Regions from separate parts of the Homo sapiens genome. Here region 2 is linked to region 1. Evidence: chromatin contacts called from ENCODE Hi-C or POLR2A ChIA-PET data. All regions are on one chromosome and are shown on one strand. The core of a region is the stretch at or near the end of the contact, and the rest is flanking DNA. Distances in the headings are between cores, read along the strand shown. Region 1 overlaps ZNF697 (zinc finger protein 697). Region 2 overlaps PHGDH (phosphoglycerate dehydrogenase).

Region 1 (4,699 bases), core at 1,334-3,833:
TCTTTGTCGCCTAATTAGGGTATCCTAGCTATGTTCCATTTCTAGTAAGGGGCTGTAGTTAGATGACTCTTGTATAGATTTCAGTTACTTATGCTGAAGATCCCTGTGCTAGGTTAGCCTTTAGAAGTTAGAGTTGTGGAAAGCAGTATTGTTTTCTTCTCTAGTGATTGTTACCCTACACATTTCATGGAAGCATCTTCACAAAATATCAGACACAGTGGAAGGGGGAAAAAAAGCTACGAGATTGTTTTTACACTTTTAGCAAAGTTTCTGTGGATGCTAGTAATTTATACTTGATCAGTTGTATTCTAGTAAAGAACCTCTTTGGGGACTGTAGGAAAGCATGTTTTTGTGGTTATAAAAACACTTAAAAATCCTGATAATTCTGGGCTTGTATAATGCCTGTTGATCTTGCCCTCTTAATCAGTTTATTGTTATTCACAAATGCAAATAGGTTTTCAAACTACAGACAGTTTTGAAAGACATTAATTCTCATTTTCTTCTAGTCAGGAGTAATACAAGCAAACAAGTGTCCGTTTTGAATTCTGATTTGTAATCTGAATACTAAACATATTAGACCCACCTGAAAATAATATAGCCAATTTCTAGGTAATCTTACTGCTTTGTGGGTTTCTTTCCATGTACATCTACCTCTTCCAGCTGTTTTAAGTTTTCTCAAGTCTGTGCCTATGAAATCTCATCCAACTTTTGATTATTCATGGATTGATTATCCGCTTTTTTTTTGCTTTTTTGCTGCCATTGCTATGCCTGGTCTCGTCTGCATCAAATATACTACATATCAGCAACTTTAGAGAATGGGTTCAACAGGGAGTGGAGAGTGAAGCTAATGTAAAATAGTTTAGTGGCAGTGGGAATCTTTGGACTTCATTTACCTCTCTCATTATTTCTATTACCATGGATAAAAAAGTCAGCTGCTACGTTGATATCCCTTCTATGAGCACATTCTTAGCAGAAGAAAACAATCCAACTACCAACACCCGACTCTATTGGTGCATTTAAAATGTGATTCCATTTTTTCTTACAATTCTTCAGGGAACTTACCTGCATTAAGTGAGGTTAAATGCATTCAGGAGGTTGTTTGTTTCTTCTATCTAGTTTTAGAATAATATTTCTTCGGCAAACCCTGCTAACTGCGGTTCACCCTTGAAAACGTTAATCTGAGGACTTTTTCCACCAACTCATTAATGATGGTGGAAGCAAGTGTATTATTTGTTTCCTGGAGAATTTGATGAAGAGCAGTCTTCCTCTGCTGCCCTTTACTAAGCAAAACCTGGAGCAATTTAAATAGGCTAAATGGTTTTGATTAAATCTTGAGCTCCGAGTTGGAAGGAGAAAATGAGAAGTTAACCCCTTGAGCCATGTGGTCTCTTTACAATCAAGAGACTGTACATATGTGAAAAAATACAAATTAAGGACCTGTGTTCATAGACAATCTAAACTGTGTTTCTGAAGTTTGTGCACATTTTTCTTCACTGTAATGTTATTTTACAGCTGTTTGTTAAAATAGTGAATAATTTAATGATCCTAAAAGTAACAGGTTTCGTGTGAGTGTGCTTGTATACGTGAGATTTGCCTTATTTTCAGGTTGTTTTATTTAACGATGGTTCCTTGGACAGCATTCTGGTGTTCAGCAACCAATATGGAATATTTGTCATTAAATCCATATCAGTCTTTTACCATGTCATTCTTCTTTGCCACACATTAAATGTCACTCAGCTCTATCTATGGAAGCTATGTTCTTGTAGAACAAGGGTTGACAAACTACTAAATCTGCCCTGCATATTTTTGTACATAAAGTTGCATTAGAATACAGTCATACCCATACAGGCACATTTGCATATTATCTGTGCTACTTCACCCTGAATTTGCCGTGAGTGGGCCTCTGCCCACATTCCAATTAGAAAAACTGTACCTGGTCAACCTGGAATTCTTGAGGTTTGATTAGTTTAAGCTACAGATTTTTTTAACCTTGGAGAGCTTTTTGGATTGTTTGCCTTTTAAATGAAGAGAGCAATTAATTGGAGTGAGGCCTAAGTTCCTGTAGTTTTATAGAAACTCCCCAGGTGATTTTAATGAGCAAACAGGGTTGAGAACTCTGTAGGACCAATTAGAGACCCCCCATTCTTTCTTGGGAATTACAGTAAGTATAATAATACATAAGGCTCAAATCCTCTCCTCCGCTGGGGGGTATGGAGGCAAAGGGCAGTGCAAGGTGCATCAGGCTTTGTCTGCTCCTGGTAGGCCTCCTGTCACACAACTGCTCCAAATAGTGAAGACAATATCATAAGTAAGAGCCAGGAAAAGTGCTTGTCTTGGCTGTCCATCAGATGACAATGGAATAGGTGTGGAAGGCTGCTGCTGGCCTTCACCGTCTTCACCACTCATAGTCAGCCTTCCTCCGCTCCTCTCAGATCTTTATTCCCCCAACTCAGCTCACAACAAAGCAAAACCCCAGGCATGACTCCTTTTCTCAGCTGCCCTTGGCAATCACATAATTTCCATCCTCTCTGCCCCTGGTGGGAGGGGAGGAGCACACCTGGCCAGCCTCCAGCATGAATTGCCTAGTGCTTGCTCCTCTGTCTCCCTATCACAGCTGCAAGTACCCTGTAGATTGTAGTTTTCTGCTGCTAGACTGGTTTCAAGGTCATCTCTGCTAACCCAAAGCACATTCCAATGGGTTTCAGTTTCTTGCTGCTCCTGTGGGATCCAGGGCACTGTTCACAATGCTGTCTGCATCCAGCTGGCGCCCTGTCTCATTCCAGCAGCTGGGAATGCTCAGCTTTGGAAGCCAATGAGGTGGGTGGCAAGGTGTTCCATATACCATGTTGCCCTGTGTTTTTAAGGAGGTTGAAAAAGGTGTCAGTGTACGTGCAATGTTTAAATTGGCATTCCCACACACGTATTTGAAGGATTTCCAACCTGAGTAAAGAACTGCCAGACGCCAGTTCCTGGAGACCAGGGATTCACTGGAAGCAGTTCCATGCATTCTTTTTATTCACTGAAGACACTCCACTGAGATGCTTTTCTGAAAGCATCAAGGGCTGAGGTAGGGAGTGGTTCTGCCTGGGTGTTCTGATACCATCTGTGTATGACTGGCCTTCCCCAGGCCCCAAGGCTGTGACTCATTAAGAGCAGAGACCCTGAGAAGTTCACCCCTCAGCTGAGTGGGCAAGTGCCAGGCATAGTGCTCAATGCTAGAGAGACAGATATGAGAGAGGTAGAGATGCTTACACATTCCAACACCATTTAAAGGTGAAGGTGAAGGCCTATTTTGTTTTCTGCCTGCCCAACCTGCTTGGGCGAATTATTTTGCCAACTATAAGTCTGACTTTAAGGATTTGGCCCCTGGGGCTGCAAGGGATGGGAGGTGGACCGGGGGGAACTTCATGTCAAGGCTTCACATGTTATGCTAGGGCAAGATGATACATTCAGCAAAGGCTCAGCATTAAGCAGATTCTCTGCCAAGGACTCTGCAACTATAAGTCAGAGTCCCCACCACTGCTGCAAATCAGGCAATGCCCACTTTAGCTGGCTTTGTTGGGTGAGGGAAGGGACAGTGTGTAACCTTGGAAAAGCTAGTTCACTTTGTCAAGGGGCTGGAAAAGGATCTGGCTAGACTTTTCTCTTGTCAAGTATAGCATTAGCGAATGTCTGAAATGAGGGTCACTTCAAGGTTTTAGCTGAAGTAGTTCTGCCGATTTCTGTGTTGAAGTTAATAGAGTTGGTAGAAATCACAGACATGACTTCACAGCCTGAGATTCACTGGACTGCCACAGCCACTGCTGAGTGTTGCTGCAGCCTAGACCAAGCCCTATAGGTATTCTTGATCTTGCTCCCATCTGTGCAGTGGAAAGATGCGGGTATGAGGTGTGGGGAAATCAAACCAAAGGACAAACATGAAGGCTCTTGTAAGATTCAGGAGCTTGTGTGAATGTTAGGAAGCAAGGTGGTTACCAGGTGGTTGTGCCCAGTGCTGCAGAGAAGGGGCTGCTGAGGGGTGTCCTAAAGTCTTGTGTCATAGCTCCTGGGAGCCTAGAAGGAGGAGAGAGGCAGTTGCTGTGCATATGGACTGTGTCTTCTGGGATTTCCAGCTCCTGGGGCAGGGTGATGAGGGAGTGAGAAGGCATGGCCTCCCTTTCTTGAGAACAGGAAGAAAGAAGGAACTAGTTCTGCTTCTCCTTTGAGGGTGTGCTGTGCGTGGAGTGTGCAGGGCAGAGCTTTGGCATTAACTGGCAGTGGACTTGAGCAAGGCATGACTTTTCTGGGTTTCTGATTCCTTTTCAGTAGGCACTGTCTCTATTGGTCCTGCCCATTTTAATTTCTAGTGATTGTCAAAGAATTAATTTTAAAACCTTCTTGGGAAACATCTATAGCTTAATGCCAAAACAAAAGGCCGTATTTAAGTCAGCATTAAGTTCTGCAGTTTAGTGGTCATCAGATATCAGGGAGGGAGGGAATCGGTTACTACTTGGCCCCACTTCTTGACCCTTCACAACCCTATGAGAGGTATGATGCCCCTTTCCCATTGAGGTGCCAGGTGCCACTAGAGCCAGGGAAGGGCTGGGAAACCACTTTCTCAAATAGCTTTGGCTTCATACAAACAAATAAGCACATGGAGGCTTGTGTTATTATGAAGTTTAGCTGCAGAAGTGTGCAGGTGCCAGAGGATGCAAATCAT
Region 2 (4,699 bases), core at 1,870-4,369, 120 kb before region 1:
AAGTGACCTCAGTGGATGCCATGTGAGGCACAGGTATATTTCCAGTTGGAGAGAATGGGTTGTCTGATGTCAGGACACCCAGTGTCTAGATCTGGCTGAACATAATTGCAATGAGGTCATGTTGAGAACTATTTGGTTCATGGGGTTGGTTCTATGTAAAGAATTGAGACCTGCCTGTCTGCTCTCAGACTAACATAGGATGAAGAAACCAACATTCACCAAGTGCTCCTGGCACTTCCCGTAAGTCACTGTTTAATCCAGTAAATTCTCATTGCAGTTCTGTGAGAGGCACCATTAGCCCTCCCACAGATGAGGAAACAAAGGTCTAGGATAATTAAACACTGAGTTCCCAGTCAGACAGCTGTCCAGAGTTGACCATGACATTCACAACCAGGCCCATTCCCTTCAAGGTGAGCTACAGCAAGGCCAACCCCTCTGAGTTCACTGCAGACACTAACACAGCCCTTACTGCTGGAGTTCTTATTGATGCTTAGCTCCATCACAAAACTAAGGAGGCCAGAGTGCTGGACTCGCCCCTGCCAGTGCCAAGCAGCTGCCCTGTGTCAAGCCTTCTTAGCCAGGCCAGGAATCTCAGAAACAGACACTACTGGGCACACAGTAAGAATGGATCATCCCTTATTAATGGGGAAAAAAATTCCCTGAAGTGAATCTTTTGGGTAGAGTGCCGTTCAGCTGTATTTTGCATGAAAATCATCTTTCAAAAAAAAGTGACATGTTCACCAACCCACACTGACCTTGCTTTGTGAACTTGCCAAATAGTCTCATACCCCCATAATTTTACACTTTCTTTCCCTTATGAAATCCTTCTAAACATCTCCTGAGACACCAATATCCTCAGCTCAAATTACTTCCTCCTTTGGACTCTAGAGAATTTCCTATACACCTCTGTTGTAGCATCACTCACTGCTTCCAGTCACCTCTGCATGCTCTGTCCCTCCCACCAGACTTCTATGGAAAAAGGGTCAGGTTTGAATTCTCCTCTTAAAGTAAAGCACCTAGCCCAGTGCCTGGTACATAATGCTGGGCTTGTGTGTTGAATCTTACTTATTAACGTGCATGTATATTCCCAGATGGAAGGGGTCTGAAATACCGTAGCACTGTGAAATACATTGAGCTTTGCTCCTGTAAAAGTGCCTCTGAGTAACCTTCGGCAGACAAGAGAGGGATCACCTTCAAAGAACTCAACCAAGCCATTTGCTCATCCCCATCTTCCCCCACACCCGCTCCGCTCCCGCAGTCTAAACCAAACCCTACGTCTGCCTTTGGACGCCCTCTGGTGGCGCTTTAGGATAATGACCACACAAAAGTGCAGAAGGAGTTGGGGGTAGGCTCTTTATTAGACGGTTATTGCTGTACTACAGGGTCAGAGTGCAGTGTAAGCAGTGTCAGAGGCCCGCGTTCAGCCCAAGAATGTGGATTTTCTCTCCCTATTGATCACAGTGGGTGGGTTTCTTCAGAAAAGCCCCAGAGGCAGGGACCAGTGAGCTCCAAGGTTAGAAGTGGAACTGGAAGGCTTCAGTCACATGCTGCTTCCACGCTTCCAGGCTGGGCAGCAAGGAGGAGATGCCCATGACGTGCCAGGTCTCCCCATCTGACACCAGTGAAGTCTGGTAGGACAGCAGCCGCACGCCTGCCTCTGCCAGGAGGCCTGGAAATAGAAGAAACTCCTGGTTGGCACAGGGGATAGGGGAAAAAGGAGCGAGGGATTGGGAGCAGAATCAGAAGTTCAAAGCTTTTGTGATCAAAGGTGCAATGAGCGGATGATGGTCTCAGAATCAAAGAGCTGAGATGGGAGAGCAACAGGGCATCTGCTCAGCTTCCATGGATATTCCTGACTCTCTGGGAACACCATGACCATCAGCTGTAGCTCTTGACTTTCTGATTGCCAGTTTTATCCAGCCAACAGCAAGGGAGAAAAGCAGGGAAGTTCCCTTGGGCAGCCAGAAAGAATGGTGAAATTAGGCCCTTCAGGGTTTGAAGGCACACCCTCCGCCAAACATGGACGTGTGCCAAAACCCCTAGCAGCCCAAGCCCCAGCTGACTGGGGCAGGTCCAAGACGCCTACCATGGCTGGAGGCTTTGTAGGTTTTGCTGCAGCTGGGCTGGCCACCAGGGACAGCCACAGGGCCAGCAGGTAGGAGTAAGAAACCTGCACTCAATGTCCCTGAGCTCCTGGGCTATGGCTCCACAAGCTGGTCCAGTGTACCTAACATGGCAAGCTGAGGATCCACAGCTGGGCAGGAATAGAGGCTATGGCCCCACCCCTGCCATGCTGCTCTGTGACCCTGGATAAGGCACTTTCCCTCTTTGAACTGAGTATCCACTCCCTGAAGGTTCTGAAAACTGGCATCAGACCCTCTGTATGGTGCAGATCCAGAGACACCCTGGGACATGAAGAGGGGCTAAAGGAAGGTGGGTAGAGTTCAATTCCAGGGCAGACCCCACCCCAGCCTCAAGGACACCAGCCAGCCCTACAGGGCCCTCCTCACCAATCATGGTAGGCAGCATTGCAGGGTCAGAGGTCTGAGTCCGGAATAGGAGCAGGGGCAGGTCCCTGCGGAGAGGCACTTCTGGCCTGAAGACAGCTCCATTGAGCCCCTGCAGTACAGGCGTAGTGCCTTGGACCAAGCCCACAGCCTGGTAAGGGGCGCCTGCCAGGGCCACGGCCAGGAGGCATTCCCCGAAGCCTTGCTCCCCTGGTGCAGCAGGGCTGTGGGAGGTGGTGACCTGTGTGGAGAAGGCAAGGTGACTGTTACACCTCCTGGCTGCACCACGTCCACCCTCCTCTCTTGGCCAAATCACCCATTGGTAGGATGTAGGGCTCCAGCCTGGATAATGTGCTCAGTAATTCAGGACCAGAAGGGAGAGGGCAAATGGGCCAAGCTGTGTGCCCTTCGGCATCAGCTTCCTGGAACAGCCAATGATCTCCTTAAAGGGAGGGCAAAGAGATCTGCCAGGCACAGGCGAAGGCTTGGAGGAAAACAGGGAGGAAAGAAAAGCAGGGAGGCAGGGCTGTGAGGAGACTCCACTCTGGCCCCTCCTGCTCTGACACAGCCTCCTGCACGGCATCAGTGGCATGACTGGCATGCAGGAGTGGAGGGGAGCAGAGGGGTGAGGACATGGCAGCTCTACTGCCTATCCCTTCTGCCAGCTCCCACTGGCTGAGCAACAGGCTTTGAAACAGACTTTGATCTAAACAGGGAACCAGAGGGGAAGGCGCCAACGGGAAGCCGTGCAAGGCAGCAGGGCTCCTAGAGCTTGCAAGTGAATCAAGAACCCGGGTGCTACGGCATGAGGAGCCCTGAGGGGAGTTAGGCAGAGTCAAACATGGCCTGGCAGCCATGTCGGGCAGAGTCAAACACACTAGCTCGTCATTTTCTTTGGCTGTGAAATGGGGACACTTCTACTGCCTCCATTCCCACAGCACTCATACACAAAGCAGTGCCATTAGCAACACTCGGGGCCAGGCAGTATCTTCATTTTGCAGTTGAAGAAACTGCAGCTACCCCTCACAGGTAGACAGGCCGATGCAAGGCTGGGACCTAGGCCTCCGCTCAGAGAACGGGCTCTGGAAATGTGGGGGAGAAGACTAGTGCTGACAGGGATGGGGAGGCAGCGTGGGGGAGAGGGGCGCACATTGAGGCCAGCCTCTTTCACCAGCAGCTTAGCGTTCACCAAGTTCACATCCGCCTGCTTGGAAGCCTCTTTCAGGAGGCCGACAATGACTGCGGGGCTTAGGCAGTTCCCAGCATTCTTCAGGGATGTTCCTGGGGACAGAGAGAAGCTACCATGAGGTCACTGTTTGTTGAGCACTACAGGAGGGGGCAGGAAGCCACTGGCACCTAGCTCTGGACTATGGGCTCCTCGCTGCCCTGGGGACCCCAAAGGCAGCTTGCTCCAGGCAGGTCCACTCGCCCTTCAGTGGGCTCAGAAGAGGCATAATCTGGGCCCAAGCCAGGAAACCCAGGATGTTTTAACCACCCTGAGAAACTCCTCTCCAAAACTCAGCTCAACTCCACTCCGCTCCCCAACCCTGCACCTGGCTTGGCCATCCTGGCCTACCTATTATTCTCCCAGGGGACACAGGAAAATTCCCTACTCTTACCCCTTCCTGGCACTCAGAGCCTTGCCAGCCTCAGGAAATCAAAGCAGAAAGAAGTAACCGAAGCAACTGCTGCCCAGCTCCCTGCCTTGTTTCCTTCGGCGCTTGGACACCCAGGCCAGTGGGACCCCCTGGCTCTGCCCTTCCCTGGTATTGTCAATGCCTAGGGTTTAGCTGCCCTCTCCCTGCAATCTCTGCCCAACTGTGAGACACCCAAGAGTCCATGGGGAAAGATACACGTCTACAGGGTTAAGGAAACTGGAGCCCTCCTTGGTCACTCAACCACATCCGCACAGTACTGGATCCACTGCAAAGGTGGCCACAGCCCACTCAGCAGCCCGAGGGGTGGTCAGAGGGCACTGTTCTCATTCCCACTCCACGGCTGAGCAAACTCTCTCTCGAGGGCTGTCAGACGGCCCAAGGTACCACCTTAGTAAGTTACAGAGCACAAAGTGTCCTCACCGCTCCTGGCTCATCTGCCCCTAACTCTCACTTTACAAGTGAAGAATCCAAGCCTCAGAAGGGAGAGTCACACAGCAGGGAAGAGACAGGGCCAAAAACCAGAATCCAGCATCC

The links. Hi-C counts contacts between places; a loop is a spot of excess contacts on that map. ChIA-PET counts read pairs that join two places held with the same protein, here RNA polymerase II (POLR2A). Pooled maps may share reads with other maps.
Region 2: a loop to region 1 is called in a map of PC-3, with 4 times the contacts of the local background. The contact joins two enhancer-like sites. A Hi-C loop is called at or near these places in 9 of 168 maps with a recorded cell type or tissue (GM12878, HCT116, K562 and 6 more), 17 of 37 single-sample maps with no recorded cell type and 15 of 50 pooled maps. POLR2A ChIA-PET finds 5 or more read pairs at or near these places in 1 of 52 experiments (H1).

Annotation. Positions count from the first base shown.
Region 1 is chr1:119,616,420-119,621,118 of GRCh38, reverse strand. It overlaps ZNF697 (zinc finger protein 697), which reads left to right. Exons shown (of 3, transcript NM_001080470.2): 3 at 1-1,742. Among named protein-coding and RNA genes, the nearest start is that of LINC00622, 19 kb to the right of the region's middle. RefSeq lists a silencer at 3,487-3,687. Within about 2 kb of position 2,583, at least 2 of the 41 ENCODE cell types and tissues checked have a DNase peak (open chromatin) inside an H3K27ac peak, as active enhancers do.
Region 2 is chr1:119,740,856-119,745,554 of GRCh38, reverse strand. It overlaps PHGDH (phosphoglycerate dehydrogenase), which reads right to left. Exons shown (of 12, transcript NM_006623.4): 10 at 3,658-3,788; 11 at 2,511-2,748; 12 at 1,340-1,669. The coding sequence ends at 1,515. Among named protein-coding and RNA genes, the nearest start is that of HMGCS2, 26 kb to the left of the region's middle. Within about 2 kb of position 3,119, at least 7 of the 41 ENCODE cell types and tissues checked have a DNase peak (open chromatin) inside an H3K27ac peak, as active enhancers do.